Linked DNA regions of Homo sapiens: region 1 is linked to region 2. Evidence: chromatin contacts called from ENCODE Hi-C data. All regions are on one chromosome and are shown on one strand. Each heading gives the region's core, a stretch centred on a gene start or an enhancer-like site at or near the end of the contact. The rest is flanking DNA. Distances are from core to core; before and after follow the strand shown.

Evidence for each region. A loop is a pair of places that touch in the nucleus more often than their neighbours do. Pooled maps may share reads with other maps.
Region 1: a map of PC-9 shows a loop between it and region 2 (8-fold over the local background). The contact joins the enhancer-like site here to the promoter of SPIN4 in region 2. A Hi-C loop is called at or near these places in 8 of 168 maps with a recorded cell type or tissue (Caco-2, Calu3, IMR-90 and 5 more) and 4 of 50 pooled maps.

What each region holds. Positions count from the first base shown.
Region 1 is chrX:63,433,553-63,440,948 of GRCh38, reverse strand. All of the region lies in intron 2 of LINC01278 (long intergenic non-protein coding RNA 1278), which reads left to right. Among named protein-coding and RNA genes, the nearest start is that of SPIN4, 86 kb to the right of the region's middle. Within about 2 kb of position 6,093, at least 5 of the 41 ENCODE cell types and tissues checked have a DNase peak (open chromatin) inside an H3K27ac peak, as active enhancers do; they include PC-3 and PC-9, where a contact is called at or near this core.
Region 2 is chrX:63,346,516-63,353,351 of GRCh38, reverse strand. SPIN4 (spindlin family member 4) reads left to right here and starts at 2,020. Exons shown (of 1, transcript NM_001012968.3): 1 at 2,020-6,124. The coding sequence starts at 2,533. The coding sequence ends at 3,282. It overlaps SPIN4-AS1 (SPIN4 antisense RNA 1), which reads right to left. Exons shown (of 3, transcript NR_046739.1): 2 at 3,618-3,712; 3 at 1,164-1,510. RefSeq lists a silencer at 1,802-2,031 and enhancers at 2,232-2,281, 2,552-2,601, 2,702-2,831.

The sequences.
Region 1 (7,396 bases), core at 4,844-7,343, 84 kb before region 2:
ATCTAGGAAATTTTTGGTTGAATCTTTAGGATTTTATAGATACATAAGCATAACATCTGCAAATAGCAATAATATCACTTCCTCTTGTCCAACTTAGATGGCTTTTATTTCTTTCTCTTTCCTGAATGCTCTGGCTAGGACTTTTAGTTCTCTGTTTAATATGAGTGGTGAAAGTTGCATTCTTGTCTTATTTAAGTTCTTAGAGGAAAAGCTTTCGACTTTTCTCTATTGACTATGATGTTGGTTTTGCATTTCTTGTATATGGTCTTTGTCATTTTGAGTTATGTTCTTTTTATTCTTAGTTTATTGAGTATTTTATCATGAAGGGATGCTGAATTTTATGAAAAGTTTTCTCTGTGTATATTGAGATGATCATGTGATTTTTATTCTCAATTATTTTTATATAATGTATCACATGTACTGATGTGTGTATATTGAACCATCCTTTCATCTATGTTATAAAACCCACTTGATCACTGTGCAGTATCTTTGTGATGTGCTGTTGGATTTGGTTCACTAGTATTTTTTTGAGGATTTTTGCTTCAATGTTCATCAGTGTTATTGGTCTGTACTTTTTCTGGTTTCTATTTTCTGTGTCCTTGTTTGGTTTATATATCAGGATGATACTGGCTTCTTAGAATGAAGTAAGGGAAATTCTGTCCTCCTCACATTTTTGGAACAATTTCAGGAGTATTCATATTAATTCTTCTTTGTAGGTTTGGTAGAATTCAGCTGTGAATCTGTATGGGTATGGATTTTTTTGTTTTTGGGGTTTTCTTTTATTACTATTCCAATCTCCTTCTTCATTGTTGATCTGTTCTGGATTTCCATTTCTTTTTCTTTTTACAGTTTTTGGGAGGTTAGTTGTGTCCCAAAATGTATCTATTGTCTTTAGGTTGTTAAGTTTGTGAGCATTTAGTTGTTCAAAAGAGTATCCGATGATCATTTTTATGTGTATGTTATGAATTGCAGTGGTTAGTCTAGCTAGTGGTTTATCAGTTCTGTTTATCAATTCTTTTTGTTTTATTTTGTTTTGTTTTGTTTATCAGAACAAAAAAGAAACCTTTTTTGTTTTGAAGAGTGAGTTTTTTGTTTTATTGATTACTTTGTATTGGTTTGGTTTTTGATGTAGTTTATTTAGTTCTGCCCTGATTTATTTATTTATTTATTTATTTATTTATTTATTTATTTATTTTCTTTTGCTAATTTTGGGTTTGGTTTTTTCTTGGTTTGGTTGTTTCTTGAGGTGTAACATTAGGTTGTTATTTTTTGATTGCTCTACTTTGTTGATGTAGGCATTTACTGCTATAAACTTTCTTCGCTTTGTTATATCCCAGAAGTTCTGGTATATATTTCCATTTGTATTCATTTCAAAGATTTTCTTAAATTTCTGTCTTAACTTTATTGACCTAAATACTCAGGAGTGTGTTGTTTAATTCCCATGCTTTTGTATATTTTCAGTGTTTCCTCTTGGTATTTCTGTTTTTTCCATTGTGGTCTGAGAAGATACTTGATATGATTACAGTTTTTAAAAATGTGTTAAGACTTGTTTTGTGGCCTAACATATGGCCTGTCTTGGAAAATGTTCCATGTGCAATGAGAAGAATGAATGTATATTCTTCAGTTGTTGGGTAGAATGTTCTATAAATGCCTGTTAGGTCCATTTGGTCTAAAATTCAACATAAATCCAAAGTTTCCGTGTTGTATTTTTTGTCTCATTGATCTGTCTAGTGCTGTAAGTGGGGCATTGAGGTCCCCCATTATTAATGAATTGCTGTATATCTCTTCTTTAGGTCTACTAATATTTGTTTATGAATGGTGGGAGCTTTGGTTTTGGGTGCATATACATTTAGAATTGTTATATCCTCTTACTGAATTGATGACTTGGCCATATTTTTTATAATATGATTATCTTGCCTTTTTTTACTGTTTTTGATTTAAAGACTGTTTTATCTGATATAAATATAGTGACTCCTGCTTTCTGTTTCTATTTGTACATAATTTTTTTTCACACTTTACTTTCAGTTTAAATGTATCTTTACAGGTAAACTGAGTTTCTTGTAAGCTTCATATGGTTGGATCATAATTTTCTAAATCCATTTTGTCAATCTGTGTCTTTTAAGTGGAGCATTGAATTCATTTATATTCAGGGTTAATAATGATATGTTACATTTAGTTACTGTCATATTGTTAAAAATATAAAAATGTATAAAAGTATTCTCCAGGCCGGGCGCGGTGGCTCATACCTGTAATCCCAGCACTTTGGGAGGCTGAGGCGGGCGGATCACGAGGTCAGGAGATCGAGACCATCCTGGCTAACATGGTGAAACCCTGTCTCTACTAAAAATACAAAACATTAGCCGGGCGTGGTGGCAGGCGCCTGTAGTCCCAGCTACTCGGGAGGCTGAGGCAGGAGAATGGTGTGAACCCAGGAGGCGGAGCTTGCAGTGAGCCGAGATCGCGCCACTGCACTCCAGCCTGGGCAACAGAGTGAGACTCTGTCTCAAAATAAATAAATAAATAAAAGTATTATCCAGCTGTTTTATAAATTCTGTTAGTCTTTAGTGTTATTGTATTGAATCACCATTTGATTTATTTCTCTTCATCCTTTATGTGATGGTTTTATAATACCTGTGAGGTTACTTTTTCTGGGTGTTTCCATGATGGTGAATATTGACTTTTAATTTCCATGTTTAGGATTCCTTTGGGCATTTCTCATAAGTTAGTGCAGTGGTGATGAATTTCCTCAGCATTTGCTTCTCTGGAAATTATTTCTTCTTCTTTGAAGCTTAATCTAGCTGGATATAAAATTGTTGATTGCAGCTTTTTGTTAAGCGTTTGATAATACTATCCCATTCTGTTCTGACTGTTAAGTTTTCTGCTAGTATGTTTTCACTTAGTCTGATAGGGTTTCCTTGTGGGTCAGTAGATACTTTTCTCTTGATAATTTTACAATTCTTTTTTTCACATTTTTTAGACAGTCTGATGAGAGTATGCTATAGTGAATTCCTTTTTATAATGTATTTTCCAAGAGATTGTTGGTCCCCCCGTATGTGTATGTCTACATTTCTTTGCATAATCTGGAAGCTTTCATCAATTATTTCTTTAAATAGGTTTTATATCATTTTTAAAATTTTTATTCCTTTTTGGGAATACAAATAATTTGAAAGTTTGGTAGCTCTTAGTCCCATGAGTCTTGAAGGCCTTTCTCATTCTTTTTTATTCTTTTTAAAAGTTTTTGTCTTCATGGGCTATTTCAACACACCTGTCTTCAAGTTCTGAGATTCTTTATTTTGCTTGTTCTGGTATATTGTTGAAAATTTGACATGATTTTTTAAAGATATTTATATTCTTGATAAGTTGATTGTTTATATTCTGAATTGATTTTGTATTTCTTTGTATTGGTTTCAGATTTTTTCTTGCATTTCATTGAGCTTTTTAAAAATCAATATTCTGACTTATTTGGCATTTTGAGGATTTTTTGTTAGAATCTATTGCTAGAGAATTATTGCGATCCTTTGAAAGTGTCATAATACCTTGCTTTTTCATGATTCTTGTATCTTTACATTGATCACTGCATATCTGGAGTATTAGTCTTTTTTTATTTCTGAATGTACTTTCATGGGGGAGGCTATTCTTGATGTGACTCTGGTGTATGTTGTGTAAGGCTGTTTGGCTGTGTTCAGTGGCAAAGATTGTATGATTTCCTTGCTTCTAAATACCCTTAATATGATCTTTCTCAAAAGCCAGTAATCTTTCTCAAATGCCAAGTATACTAAATGGGTGAGTGCTCTCATGATTTCCTGAACTGAACAGCTGAGGTGGCATGCCTCATGCAGGTAGCAGTGGTCATAAAAACATTTTATCATTCCTGAGCGTTGTGCTCTTATGTCAGCTGTTATTGTAATGGGCTGTGCAGATTCACCTCCATGCCAGTAGTTGGTGCCTGCAGGTTACAGCCAGCTAAAGTGATAGCAGAAGTGTTTATGCCCAACCTCTTTATCTGAGAAAATTGCTCAAGTGGCCCAGGTGGTGCATGATACCATGGAATGTTCAGGGTCATGAGTTCATGTTCTGCCTTGGGTTGGAGTTGAAACTAACTGGAACCAGGCATGGGAAACCTACACTCAGGATCCTCAATGGTGGATTAAAGCACCAGCCCTGTTGGGGGTGGCATCATGGTACTCGGGCCTCTGGAAGAATGCATGGGTGAGGGACAACTGCTTCTTCATCAAGGTCTCAGCACAGAGAGGGAGGGGTGGTGCCAGTGCCACATTCTTAGCCAGTGGAAGTGAAATGTGCTTCCCCCTCACACTCCAGACTTGACATCATTCACTCTCCTGTACCAATTGTGGTAAGCAGTTTGAATATTTGGCTAGTCACTACAATTTGCTTCTAGTTTCCAACAAAGTCCCTAGTATTAGAAGTCACTGACTTGGTCAATACCATGCCTCCCAGGCAATTCTCCTCCTTCTCTGGTCCTAGAAGAGAAGCTCAGTTCTGGTACCAGTAGCTGGAGTCCACACTACACTCATATCTCTGTTCTGGCTGTGGGAGCTCCTCCCGTTTGAGCCCTAGTTGTCCGTGCCCCAGTGCAAGTCTCTCTAATGCCAAAGACTGCCACTGCCTCAAGCTCCCTTGACCCCACAGAGCTTGCTAAGAGCTAAAATCTAGAATGTCATTTTTCTTTAGGTACCCAAGTCTGAGGAAGTACATGGAACACTTCCCAGAGCAGTTCCTTCTTATAGGCTCCCGGCCATTACCCAAGTTAGATCTAGGGATTCAGAAAGTTAAGGTGCTCTCCTGTGGTCTGGATTTCACCATTCCCCAGTGGAAAAGTGAACTGCAGAGAAGCACTCACTCATGCTTTCCCATGTTGGGGATTCGTACCCAGTATTTAGCTGATCCCAGCCAAGAGAACTTCATGCCTTCCTTCTGTTTCCCAGATTCAGAATTTTTTTTCATTTTTCTGCTTAACTGCTGTGGTCCTTGTTATATAATTTTCAGAGAAGAACCACTATTTTTGCTCGTCTAAATGGATTAGGCACGTTGGAAAAACCTCTAGTCAGTAATCTTGAGGAAAATAAAGTATGTGTATATTTCTTAGATTCATCTTCTATATGGTATTTAAAATAGACTTTTTTAAATACTGCTTTTAGTGCTTGTCCAATTTTTAATTATTTTTCATTTTTATTTCTTTGTATTGGCAATATTGGGATAAATATTTTCTGTGTTTCTTTTTCATTTAAGTGAATTGCATGCTAGTATCAAAATTTTACCACACATATTTGTTGTTCCAATCCGAGAGGTTTTATTTCACCCTATCATTGATTTATAGATAACACAAACAACTGCTGGGTTGTTAGAAATAAATATTCACTTTGTTGTATCATTTGCTCATTTCATTTCAGAAATTGATCCATTATTATTTTACTCAAACATTTTATTATAAAATATTTAAATGTTCAGAAATATTGAAAGAATTAGGTTTTGAACATCCAAATATAACCTTCTAATATTAACATTTTACTATAATTGATTTATTATTTATCATATTTATGTATTTATATCGCTATAAATTTATTAATATACCTTTTTATCTTTCCAAAATAATATTTAACATTAATAATGAAATATTTCCAACAGGCACAATAGTAAAGGGATTAACATAAATTCCTAAATGCATACCATCCAACTATTAAATTATAACATTTTTATACTTGCTTTAGCTTCTCTTTAAACAAATAATTCATTACAAATGAAATTAAAATACTTTTTGTGCTATAATGTAATCCCATTTCCCTCTCCTTCTTGTGTTTATTTTTCCATGTATATTATTAAGATCCTAGTACATATTTTAGTATATAAAAATAACATTTATGTTGTTTTGCATGTTTTCAGTATTTACCAAAACAGTTTCATTTTGTGTATTATCCTGGGGTGTTCCGCCCAATATTTTGTCTGTGAAATTGATGCATGTTGATCGTGTTAGCCCAAGCCACGCCATTTTGCAGACTGCCACCATTTTACAAACTCTGGTCAGAATGGAAAATTCCACCAGCGCCTGAGCTGTGAGAAACATCCTGTTGGAAAGGTCCCAGGCCTAAACCCTGAGGGCAATAAATTCATCCTGTCAGACAGGTTCCAGGCCTAACCCCTGACTGCAGTAAATTCCTTCCTTTATCAGCAGCCAAACACACCACCCCCGCCCCATTTTCTCAACCATCCCCGACCTCTCCTGCCCAGGCCTAGAACTGCCCCAGCCTGTAAGAAGGACTGGGGCTCCGACGCTAGCTAGTACCCCCTATCTGCAGGCCTTTCTCCCAATAAACCTGTGTTGCCCTTGAGCTGCCTCTGCTCCATTCCTTTCTCCCTTTCGTTCTAACATTTGGTGCCAAAACCTGGGATGGGGTCTAGATCCCACAAGGGAGAGGTACTTCCTTGCAACCTGGGAAGGAAGAGGCAGCGGCAGCTCGCCCCGGGCTAATTCCCAAATCCTGATTGGCCCCTGGTTCCCAGCCCTGCCCACTTTCGTCTTTCTACGGAGGAATTCTTTCTCTCGGCCCCATCCTCCCACCGCTTTCTCCTTCCCCCTCTTTCCTCTCTGTGGCTCTGGCAAGGACCACTCCCATTGCATCCAACACCGGCCTCCAATTGTGGGTGAGTTTCCCTTTCCACCCTCTGGATTCCTCTCATATTTCTGCCTGTTAGCCAGAAAACCCCAGCGCCAGGTAAGAGGATTCCCCGGTCACCACTGGGTGACCCTGGCCTGCCTTCTCAGGGGATGCCCTCAGAATGCTCACGCTCTGACCACTCTGGTTTCTGGGGGACCACGAAGAGCTACGGGGGCACCCCGGCTCTTCTCCATCCCTTCTCATGGTTAGAATTGGGATACTCACTCCCCTACTCCACATTTTTCACCCTCCCAGCCACTCATATGGGGCAGGGCTCCTCGAAATCCCCTCCAGACACCCCTCTCAGATGTCTCATCTGGAACCTCCGAGCACTGGGCTTGGCCGACTCCATTAAAACTAAATGCCTTATTTTCCTTTGTAATGTGGCCTGGCCCCAGTATAAGCTGGACAATGATGGCTGCTGGCCCAGATGGGACTTTTGACTTCCAAATTCAACATGATTTAGAAAATGTCCTCCAGCACAATGGCAAGTGGTCCAAGATGCTCTATATCCAGGCTTTTGCCAATTCCCTCTATCAGTCCTGTTCACCTTACCAGCTGCTCCTCTTAAACAAGAAATCTGCCAAAATGCCTCCCCTTCCAGACAAGCCCTCCTCCTCCTCCTCCTCTGATTTTTATCCAGACGACGAATCCCCACCCGCCCCCCAGCCCCACTCCCACCACCGTCTCCTCCTCCTTCCCCTTCGGCTCCCCCACCCCCT
Region 2 (6,836 bases), core at 771-3,270:
GGGTATTTGGGATGCAAGATAAAAATCCCTTCTTGAATAAGTTTATTGTCCAGTGGGAGTCATACAAAGTGAACATTATATCAGCATGATAAGGCCTTTTAAATCTATATGTTAGTGAATGGTCTGAATATTAGAATCATAATTTTGGAGAAGAAAGGGTATTCGAATTTTTTTTTGTCTCTTCAGGCCACTTTGTGGGGTTGTAAGCAAGAATTCCCTTGAAGGATGTAACCAAAGGCCTGAGGAAACTGTTTTCCCTGCATTTGTGTGCCCTGTGGGTCATCTTCTTCTTTCATGTGTCAACTGCTCTTCTGAGCAAAAAGTGCTTGGTGTATCTTGGTCTGGGGAATTATTTGGAAGACATTATTTGTGGAACATAATGGCATAACATTTACATACGTTCACCTTCTGACTTTGAGTATGAATGTGTAGGTTGTGTATATGTGTGAATATATATACACCACGATGTCATTCTAAGTGTTTGGAAATAACTGTTCATACATGTAGTTTACCTTCTTCCTTGGAATTACTATCTTGTAATATGGCATTAAAGAATTATCCCATCTCTGAAGTCCTTTGCCTGGGAAACATGGTGAACTGGAGGATCCTTACACATTCTGTGTGACCAGCTATTAAACAGAATGAGGACTAGGTCTCTCTGTCACTGACTTGGAAGGTAATGAAATGTTCAGGCAACCAGTATTGACACCTTGCAGCTTTTGCCCCGGTTTTGTTTCCAGGTGAATTAATTGCCTTTTTTACTCATGATTATATGACGCTTTCTCTTTTCACCAGTGAAGAGTAGAGGAATGAAAATGAGAACCCTAGACTCTTCTGGATTTTAATGTCATCTTGTAAGTGGGATATAGTGTTAAAAGCTTTACAGACATTCTCATTTAATCCTCATAGCAGCTCTGTGACTTAAGGTAAGTGAAATTATGGACACTTTCTTTTCTTGCAGGTTTTCGATATAAGCATGCAGCACTTTTATAATCAGAAAAACAGCAAATATATACACAAAAAATCCCTTCTTTCTCTCTCTACAAAATTAAGACCACAATATTGTTTCAATATTTTGCTTTTTCATTGTACTCATCTCATGTGCAGCTCTCCATGTCATTAAATCTTCTTTTAAAAAATGGTTTAGACAATAAATCCATTTATGAAGGTAAAATGTTTTTATTTATACTTATGTTATAGATCATGTAGGATAAATAGTGGACTATCAAAAGGAATATTACAAATATTTAATATTACTATTAAAAATCATGTTTTCAGAGTATTTAACAATCTTGGAAAATGTTCATGATATACATGAAAAACACAAGTTATAAAAGTATGAAATATGCTCCCAATTTTATAAAATATAAGTACAGGTTTATTAATAGGAGAGAAAACAGTATTGTTAACATTTTGGTGCAGTCTGGATGGTAAAATTAATGGTAGTTTCGTCTTTTATTTCACTGAATTTTAGAAGATCTCCACAATGTCAGTACATGACCTTTACATTCTGACAAAAAAAAAAAAAATAAAAATAATTACTAGAAATGATCAGGTAGAAAATATAAAACAGATTTTGGATTAAGATGGTGGTCTGTAAATTGTACACAGGGTTTTTATTCTCATCTTAAATATCTTAAACTGAAAGAAAATAATTTGTATGCACAAACTCTTTCTGGGTGTGCGTGTGTTTTACATTTTTTTTTTTTTTAAGTGAGGAATTCCTGGAAGACAGAAAGCAGATGGAGCCACTGTGTAGGAGGCTGGCGGGCAGCAGACCGCCAGAAAGGAGGAGGAGGGGAGTCGGCCTGTCTGGCTGGCGTTTGAGGGAAACGGTCGAGGGGCGGAGGAGGAAATGAAAGAGAGGGCGCGTGTGTCAATACAAACTGAACACGGGCACGCGCGCTGACCAGCCCGGCTGCCGCCCGCAGAGCGGAAGGCGGGATGGCTGGGGGCGGGGCCAAGGCTCAGGCGGGCTCAGAGGGGGCGGGTTCCCTGCGCCGCAAAGACCCGGTCGCCAGAGTGAAGCCAAGCCAGCTAGCGCTGCGAAGCCCAGGCCGCGCGGACTCCCCAGAGACTTGCCGCCGCCTGCGCCTTTGCCGCTGCAGCCATCCCTCTTACTCCTTGCCTTTCGTCCCCGTCGTCTCCTCTGCCGCCGTGCCGCAGCCGCACCAGCATCGACAACAGCTAAGTGGCCGATTCGGGGACTTGGGGTCGGGGTTGGGGCGGACGCAAGGCACGAACAGCACTCGCGAGCCCGCCATCTCTACGTCAGCCGCCACTGCTGCAGTAACCCTTCTAGGGCGAGAGAGGAAAGCACTGTGGAGAGGCACACGCTGTCCCAGTGCTCACGGTTAGAGTTCGAGCGTTTCTGCCAAAACCTTGGTGAGAGCCTTGCACTTGGAGAAGGGAGCACAGACCAGGTCTTTGAGATCGCAAAAAATATATATATCATATTGCATAGTGTTGACTTTTTGTCAGTTTAATCGACCAGGGCAGCAGCTTTCCCCAAGCCCTCTTAATCCCTGAGCTATGTCTCCTCCAACCGTGCCTCCGATGGGGGTAGATGGCGTGTCCGCATACCTGATGAAGAAAAGGCACACCCACAGGAAGCAACGGCGCAAGCCCACTTTCCTCACTCGTAGGAACATCGTGGGCTGCCGCATTCAACACGGCTGGAAGGAAGGCAACGAGCCAGTGGAGCAGTGGAAGGGTACTGTGCTCGAGCAGGTTTCCGTGAAGCCCACTCTTTACATCATTAAATATGATGGCAAAGATAGTGTGTATGGACTAGAACTGCACCGCGATAAGAGAGTTTTAGCGCTAGAGATCCTTCCTGAGAGAGTGCCAACTCCTCGTATCGATTCACGACTGGCAGATTCCCTGATTGGCAAGGCAGTGGAGCATGTGTTTGAAGGTGAACATGGTACCAAGGATGAATGGAAGGGTATGGTCCTGGCGCGAGCTCCTGTGATGGATACTTGGTTTTACATCACCTACGAGAAAGATCCTGTTCTCTATATGTACACGCTGCTTGATGACTACAAAGATGGTGACTTACGCATTATTCCAGATTCCAACTACTATTTCCCTACAGCAGAACAGGAGCCTGGAGAGGTGGTCGACAGTCTCGTGGGCAAGCAGGTGGAGCATGCCAAAGATGACGGGTCCAAGAGAACTGGCATTTTTATACATCAAGTGGTGGCGAAGCCATCTGTTTACTTCATTAAGTTTGATGATGATATTCACATTTATGTCTATGGTTTGGTGAAAACTCCTTAAATTCTTTGTGCTCTTTAGAGAAGTTGTGGATCTGTTAGATGTGAATTATTTTGTGTTCTCGTAGTTGTGAACGCAGAGAAGAGTTTAGGTGTCAGAAATTCAGGAAAGTGGATAAATTTTATTGTGCCAACAAATCTTACCTTGACTAGTTTCACAATTTTGCCTCAAGTGTACTTTGCTACTTTTGATATTGCCTTGTTCTGTAACTTAACAGTTAAATTGGGTGCTAATAGAAAATTAAAAAGTGTTTGCAACCATTGGAACAATGCAAAAATAGATTAAGAAAAATTAATGGTGTAAACCCACACCCCGTCCTTACCCCTTCCTTTCCTTACCTTGTTTCTTCCCAGAAAACAAGTGTTGAGGATGCGAAGTACATCCTTCCACCTATTTTCCCCATCTTCATGCAGAAAGTATGTTCTAGTAGTTTCTGTAAAAATGGCAAGCCACATGCTTTTCTCACTTGACATGTAGATGATATCTCTTCTTATCAGTAGCTTCAGTCTTTCTTGCTCTCTCTGGCTCTCTCTGGCCCTCACTCTTACTCTCTTGCACTCTTGCTCTCCCCCTCCCTCCCTTACTCTAACAGCTGAATACACAGTACTTGTTGATGTACCAAAAAGGCATTCAACCATTTCGTTATTGATCGTCTTTTATTTCCTTTTTTTATTTTTTTTCAAAATAACACTGCTGTAATACATACTGGTGCTTTTATTTATATAGGTTGGATTCCCAGAAATACTATGTAGGCATATGTTTCAGAAATATTACAAGATTACTATCCAAAATGAAAGCGCCCGTTCCAGCGTCCTCTCCAGCACTCTTTAATGCTTGAAAATATGAAAGGCTAAAAATTGCATTGTATTGCTTGTTAGTTTAATTGCCTTTTGTCTGAGTTCAAAGAGGTTTGTTGTTGTTGCTGTCCTTGTTTCTGTTTGGATTTTTCTCTGATTTGCCTGTTCTTACCCTTTGCTCATGTATCTATTGATGTTTTTCATTATAAATTTGTAGAAATTCTTACTACATAGTGCATATTAATCATTTGTAGCTCTAATGTGTTATGACGTTTTCATCTTGACTTTATTGATGATATATTTTCCTTTAAAATTTTTAAACTTTTTAGGTAGACCCTTATCTCTTTTATAGATTTTGGTTTCCTTTTTTTATCACATGGATGCCCCCACCCAAAGTCATACAAATATTCACCTACATTTTCTTCTAATAACTTTATTATTTTTAATGTTTAAATGTTTGATCCATCTGAAATTTATTTTTGTATATGGTGTAAGATGGGGATCCAGCTATAACATTTTGTTCACATTGGATACCTGATTGTGACATTTATTTAAAATGTTACCCATTTTCAAATTTCTGAGCCAATATCATGATTTAATTATAGTGGCTTCATCGTAAGTTTTAGAATCCGATAAAGCAAGTCCCACTTCATTAGTTTTTTTTTTCTTTATATAATATGTCCTAGACATTCATTTTTTCATGTGAAAAAATGAAATGCAGAATTTTAATAAAATTCTAATTATGATGGCTGACATCACAATTAAAATCCTGCATTTTTGTTTAGAGGGCTCTTTAATAATATTAAATCTTAGCACTCAAGAGTCTTCGTACATCATTGAAATCTTTTGGTCTTGTTATTGGAATATTCTTCACGTAAGTATATCATAGCTAACTGAATTTATTTCTAAGTATTTTTACAGTTTTATTTCATATTTTGACATTGTGAATTGGTTTTTTTCTTCTCATTTGTAATTAGCTATTTTTGACAATATAGACAACCTATAGATTTTTGTATTTTTATCTTCTGTCTAATGAGCTTATTTAATCATTGAAATTACAGTAGATTTTTAAGAATATAATATTTTGGGTTTTCTAGATATGAAATTATTTCACCTGAACATATAGATCATTTTATTTCCTCTTAATGTTTATACTGATTACTGTTACATTAGCTGGATTTTTCAAAACAATGTTGAAGAGTGATGACAGACGTGACTGTCTTGTTCTTAATTTTCATGGAAGTAAGAATGCAAAATATTAATAGGGAATAGTATTCCCTATTAGTATGACATTTACTTTTGGTTATTAGTAGGTAGTCATTAACATGTTTAAGAGTTTCCGCTATTCCTGTTTTATAGTGTTATTGCTAGAAGTGGTTCCTGAATTTTATAAAATGCCTTTTCAGCATCTATTGATAAAATTGTATGATTTTTTTTCTCTTTAATTTGTTGATGTAATGAATTAGAATGGTAGGCATTTGATGTGGAACCAAACTTGTATTTCTGGAACAAATACTACTTGGTCATTGTGAAATAATGATTTGCTACATGAGTGGATTTTATTTACCAGTATTTAATTTAGAATTATTGCATTTTCATTCCAAAGTAAAATTGTATTTTGTCCTTCTGATGCTATCTTTATCAAGTTTTGTTATTGAAGTTGTGCTAGCTTTAAAAAAATATGAATATGTGAGTTTTCAATTTTTTTCCTGTGGTCTGGAATAATTTAAATAGCATTAGAATTATTTGTTTGTTAAAAGTTAGCTAGGACAAAGTGTAAAACAATCTAATCCTGATGACACTTTTAATAGTAGATTTTTAATCAGCTTTGTGATTTCTTTAATAGTTATTGGTTTATTCAGGCTTTTTATTAAAAAGGTATATACATTCTCTGTGACATACAAAGTTAAAAGTTCTCTATTATTGCTGATTGTACTGGTTGTTGCTTGTTGACTGTACTATTCAGATGGCTTTATGCTTTTGTGTATTTTATGTCACCTAGATCTAATTCTGAAAACATTGTAATAAAATAATTAGCTATAATGGTATTTTCAATTATCTTTGTATTTTATTTATCAAAATTAAATCAAAATATAGGAAAGTATGAAAGATATGACAAACATTTTCTCACCTCCACCCAAAATTAATAAGTGTCAACATTTTGGCCTATTTGATATAGATAGAGATATATATTATTAAACAGTCAGAAAATTACAGATAATAAATATCTTTCCCAGTACCATCCCACTTCCATTCTTTGAATAGGCAGACACTGTAATTAATTTGGTATGATTCTTGCCCATGTTTTATGTTTTTACTACATATTATCACCATAACTGATAATAGTATTGATTTTTATGTTTTTTTTTTTTTTAAATTTCCCCATGAATGATGAACTTTAAACCATGTGGAGTTTATTTTATGTTTTGTTGTAAGGATCTGTGTTTCTCCAGTGGAAAAACAGATTGCAACAACACAACCAATAGGACTGACCTTAGAATGCTAGTTACTGTTTCAGGCACTTTTACCACTCCTGATACGCAGAGAGGCGTGGCCCTAACTGAGGCCCTGAGGTTTCAATTAAAATGACAAAAATCTCAGTTCTCACAGAGCTTGCTTTCTTGTTAATGGGAGGCATATACCCGCCACCCACCCCTGATGTTTAGGCCAGACATAGGCCCTATGTTGTCTTACGATGATTTTGGTGTTATTCCACATTCTGACACTCAGAGGGAGGCTAGCTCTAATCCTGCCATTGTT